Regions from separate parts of the Homo sapiens genome. Here region 2 is linked to region 1. Evidence: read pairs that join two places in POLR2A ChIA-PET (ENCODE). Cell type or tissue: PC-9. All regions are shown on one strand.

Evidence for each region. ChIA-PET counts read pairs that join two places held together with the same protein. Peaks named below come from ENCODE experiments on the same cell type or tissue, not always from the same donor. Only the 100,000 strongest peaks of a DNase experiment are listed, where the experiment ranks them.
Region 2: POLR2A ChIA-PET joins it to region 1 with 5 read pairs; 2 of 35 experiments call an interaction of 5 or more read pairs at or near these places.

Annotation. Positions count from the first base shown.
Region 1 is chr6:3,165,017-3,167,516 of GRCh38, forward strand. No RefSeq gene overlaps it. Among named protein-coding and RNA genes, the nearest start is that of TUBB2A, 8.7 kb to the left of the region's middle. RefSeq lists enhancers at 723-1,321, 1,322-1,921, 1,922-2,500 and a silencer at 1,279-1,573. In PC-9, no CTCF peak of the experiment used is centred here; DNase peaks (open chromatin) are centred at 865 and 1,175; H3K4me3 peaks cover 888 bases; H3K27ac peaks cover 2,460 bases.
Region 2 is chr6:3,691,620-3,694,119 of GRCh38, forward strand. All of the region lies in intron 1 of LOC100507336 (a long non-coding RNA gene), which reads right to left. It also overlaps the pseudogene TOMM5P1. Among named protein-coding and RNA genes, the nearest start is that of PXDC1, 59 kb to the right of the region's middle. In PC-9, no CTCF peak of the experiment used is centred here; no DNase peak of the experiment used is centred here.

The DNA of each region.
Region 1 (2,500 bases):
ACCAGCAGATAATGTCAGATCCCACAGGCTGAGGGCTCAGTCCCCCAGGCTCTCCCCACCACCTTCAGATGCCAACTGCAAGTGCCAGGCTGTCTTACCTGTGCCTCTGACCAACTGGCCATAAATCCGGGATTCCAGGGTCTCCTCCTTGGGTTCAATTAATTTGCCAGAGCAGCTCACAGAACTCAGGGAAATGCTTACTTACATTTCCCAGTTTATTATAAAGGCTATTACAAAGGTTACAGATGAAGAGGTGCCTAGAGTGAGGTATGGGCAAGGGGTCCATGCCCTCCCAGGACATGCCCCACCCCCAGTAGCCTCTATATGTTCCGTTACCTAAAGGTCTCCAAACCTGGTCCTTTTGGGTTAGTTTTTTATGGAGGCTTCATTTTGTAGGCCTGATTAATTAAATCATTGGCCACTGGTGATCAACTTAACCTTCAGGCCCTCTCCTCTCCAGGGAGGTTAGGGGATGGGGCTGAAAGTCCCAACCCTCTAATCATGCCTTGTTCTTTCCAGTGACCAGCCCCATCCTGAAGCTACCTAGGGGCTGCCAGCCACCAGCTGATTCATTAGCATAAAAAAGACATCACTTTGGAGATTTTAAGAATTTTAGGAGTTGTATGCCAAAAAACGAGGTTGAACATATACTTCACAATATCACAGTGACCTTGGAGAAATGAAGCTGAAAACAGCATAGGCTGAGGCCATCCATGGTGGGGAAAGCCCAGGCTAAGTATGGGAAGAGGGAGTGAGGACAGAGGCTGAGCGGCTCTGGAGCTGAGTCAACAAACGAGCTACTAAAAATGACCAGAGATTAATGCAAGAATCAGAATCTGTGTCACAATCTCAGATCTGGCTGAAAGGCCTCGTTGGGGAAGCAGGACGAAGAGGCTAGGATGTATATGTCAGAGGTGGGTTACAAGGAGACCTCTGCCCTGCAGGGCTGACTCAGAAAAACCTAGGTTGCTGCTACTCTGAGCCCAGCCTGAGACAGAAATTTCCACTGTAGCTACCTGCAGTTGTAAATTTAGCTTACCGATCCAGAACTAGTCCTCAGTGACATTGTAAGGGTGGTTACATCTCCTTTTTGTTCTGTGAAAGGAAAATAAAAATCTCTGGGCCCCAAACTCATTAAGTCAAAGGGAAAAGCTTGGGAACTGAGTCATGCAAAGACTGCCTTCCTTTTGTTCCTAAGTAGATAGCTACAAAGATAAAAGGCCACAAACCTCCCTAGGGGACCTTCCACATGATTTGCCCATCAGGAAATTCCTTGTAGGTCCCTAGATCTTTAGCCTATAACAGTTCTGTTGAATTTCACCCTGACAATGTAAATTCACAGCTCATCTTCATAGGTAAAGGACAAAGACAGGACTAGATCCTCCCTCCACTCACTAGAGACAAATGCACGTTTGGCTGCTTCCTGTACCCTGTGATTACTTTATCTAATGTAAAACTGCAGATTCACTGAGACAAATGCATAATGGACTGGCCTTCTACCTCCTCCTTTCACATGTAAAATGTGCATTCAGTGAAAGCTGATCAAAGTCTCAAAAGAATGCAACTGCTCTCCTTTTATCTACCCGCCCATTTTTTCTTTCCTCTTTCCCCCACTGCCACTCTTTCTCCATTAAATATTGACATCTCCAGACCCTTTTTGGAAAAAGCGCAGATCACAGATGTTCCCATGGTTTTGTGTTCTTTATTCCCCCTGAGTGCGTCTTCAACCTTGGCAAAATAAACCTGAGTGCGTCTTCAACCTTGGCAAATAAACCTCTAAAATGATTGAGACTCACCTTGGTCATTTTCTTTGATTTAGAGTTCTTTTATACCTCTCATTATCCTCCCACCATTTTGGGCAAGCAGGCTCCACCGCCTTAAATTCTGTACTCTAAGGACATATTGTTTTTTTGTTTTTTTGTTTTTTTTTTTAAGACGCAGTTTCACTCTTGTTGCCCAGGCTGGAGTGCAATGGCTCGATCTCGACTCACTGCAACCTCTGCCTCCTGGGTGTCAGGCCTGTGAGCCCAAGCTAAGCCATCATATCCCCTGTGACCTGCACGTACACATCCAGATGGCCCGTTCCTGCCTTAACTGATGACATTCCACCACAAAAGAAGTGAAAATGGCTTGTTACTGCCTTAACTGATGACATTATCCTGTGAAATTCCTTCTCCTGGCTCATCCTGGCTCAAAAGCTCCCCTACTGAGCACCTTGTGACCCCCACTCCTGCCAGCCAGAGAACAACCCCCTCCCTTTACTATAATTTTCCTTTACCTACCCAAATTTCCTCTTAAAGAAGTGGCTGGAGCTGAAGGCATAGTCAGGGTACATGTACCTTTTTCTCTATCAGACCTCACAGATCAGTCAGCGTTTAGGCTGTTTCTCATCAGACCCCACTAAACATATACAGGAATTCCGATATCTAACTCTGTCCTACAATTTAACCTGGAGTGACCTAAATGTCATCCTGACTTCTACCCTCTCCCCAGATGAAAG
Region 2 (2,500 bases), 530 kb after region 1:
CTGTTCTCTTTATTGTTCTTATAAAAAGTGATTTTAGGGGCAAATATCCACTGAAGATATTGTGAAGAAACCACTCAGAAATTCTGTATTTTATGCTTCTTAAAATGTATCTTAAAGTTTACGTGCTTAATGAGCTTGAATTTTATACTTTCATAACTCCAAGCTTTGAAAAGAAGAACATAGAAATGATTTGATGTTTACAAAGGAAATGACTGGGTGTATATTTTACTAATACAACACAAAGCTAAACTTCTGAACAGAAGAAGAGACAACATGGATCAGTTAAAAAAAAAAAAAAAAAGAAAATTATTGTTATGAGACAAAGTCTCGCTCAGTCGCCCAGGATGGAGTGCAGTGGTGGGATCTCGGCTCACTGCAAGCTCTGCCTCCCGGGTTCACGCCATTCTCCTGCCTCAGCCTCCCGAGTAGCTGGGATTACAGGCATGTGCCACCACGCCCAGCTAATTTTTTATATTTTTAGTAGAGACGGGGTTTCACCATGTTGGCCAGGATGGTCTTGATCTCCTGACCTTGTGATCCTCCCGCCTCGGCCTCTCAAAGTGCTGGGATTACAGGCATGAGCCACCGTGCCCAGCCCACAATAATAACTTTTAAAAGATTACAAGAAAAGAAAGGGAAAAGGCTAGAATAAACCCTATGGTGTTGGATTTATGAAGGTATCAGTATAAACTCGCGTTTTTTAAATATAAATATAAATAGAGGGATAAATATCAATGTGAATATGCATGGATTAGTATACATGCATTTACTTCTAGCTGTGTTTGCTTAAATGGCCTGAAAGCATTGACACCTCTGTGGCAATGAATACATCTAGTGTCTAGATCTTGGTTTCAAAATACCACTCTTCAATAAAAAGAACCAAGAATCCACGGAGAAGTGGCTGATTCCAGAGCTGGGGCAGGGAATATACAATAAAAAGTGCCTGGAGTGTCTTGAAATGCCAAAAAATAAGGAAATGCTCAAAAAAGGATGAGATTTCTCAAAAGCACACTGGAACTCCTTCAAGGAGCAACCAATGACCAAAGAGGAAACAATTTGAGCAACAAAATTATAACCCACAGGATAAAGTCGATATCCAGAAACCTATACTGATAAATACATAATTAAAGGAATAAATATTAGAGAGACAGCTCTTCCTTACAGAATTCCAATTAGTCAAGGAATAATGAAACAGAAAAACACTTTTTTTCTTAATTGGTATGTTCATTAAAAACAGACTAGGCCAGGCGTGGTGGCTCACGCATGTAATCCCAGCACTCTGGGAGGCCGAGGTGGGCAGATCACAAGGTCAAGAGATTGAGACCATCCTGGCCAACATGATGAAACCCTGTCTCTACTAAAAATACAAAAATTAGCCAGGTGTGGTGGCATACACCTGTACTGAGGCAGGAGAATCAGTTGAACCCAGGAGGCGGAAGTTCCAGTGAGCCAAGATCCGAGATCACGCCACTGCACTCCAGCCTGGGCAACAGAGTGAGACTCTGTTTAAAAAAAAAAAAAAAAAAAAACAGACTAATAATCCTGTGTTTAAATAGCATTGTGGTTGTGTGCTGACTTCCATAAAACACGACTGGTTGTAAGGGACTCCACAAATACACTTCGTACAGAAGTAAAAAGGTAAACAGAAATGTCTGACAAAACAGTGCCATTTCACAGTTCTGCCAGCCGTGGTAGGGCTGCTATGGGGCATCCAGGACTGTGGGGGTCTGGAGGAGGGGACATGAGGTGAGAGGTATCCTGGCCGAGGGCAGGCGGCAGTGGGGGCTCTCCCTCCAGACCTACCTCAGGGAGCTGAGCGTGCAGGCGCTCTAGGGCAGGCCTCGGACAGTCAAGGCCCAGAGAATAAAGGTAGCTAATCTCATAATATTTTTATCAGAATGTTCTGGTGATAAAAATAAAACTTGTTTTCTTTTAAAAAAAAGTGCCATTTCAGACATAGTTCCCTTAATTATTATTAATACATGCTAGAAAATGGAGTTTGACATTATTTACAATTATACCAACATTGACAGAGGCCAAATGTCACAAGCACAACAGCACACCCTGACCACAAGATGTCTTTTCATACTTCTCAATAGTTTCATATTTTAGCTATAATTAGTTTTATATTTTGGCTGAGAACAAGTTTAGCTGAGCCAAACTTGTTCTTAAGAAGCAGAATTTTTATACCCAACCATTAAAGAGTCTCTTACAGTTTTCTGGGCCTATTTGCTTGCAGAGAGTTGTAGAAACTGTAACCAGGTTCTGCATATTATACATTCACATATGATACTCAATATTCATATGCTGTGTAATTTCTTTAAGATAAAAGGAATGATTTGCAGCAGGGCCATGTAGATGAGGAAGTTCCATATGGAGGAGATCACATCCTCACACAACTTCCATTTCATCTCCTCCATATCCAGCTTCTGCGCAAAGCCCTGGATCTGAAACATTGTGGCTCTGACTCACCAGCCTTCAGCTGCCGCTGAAAATCACT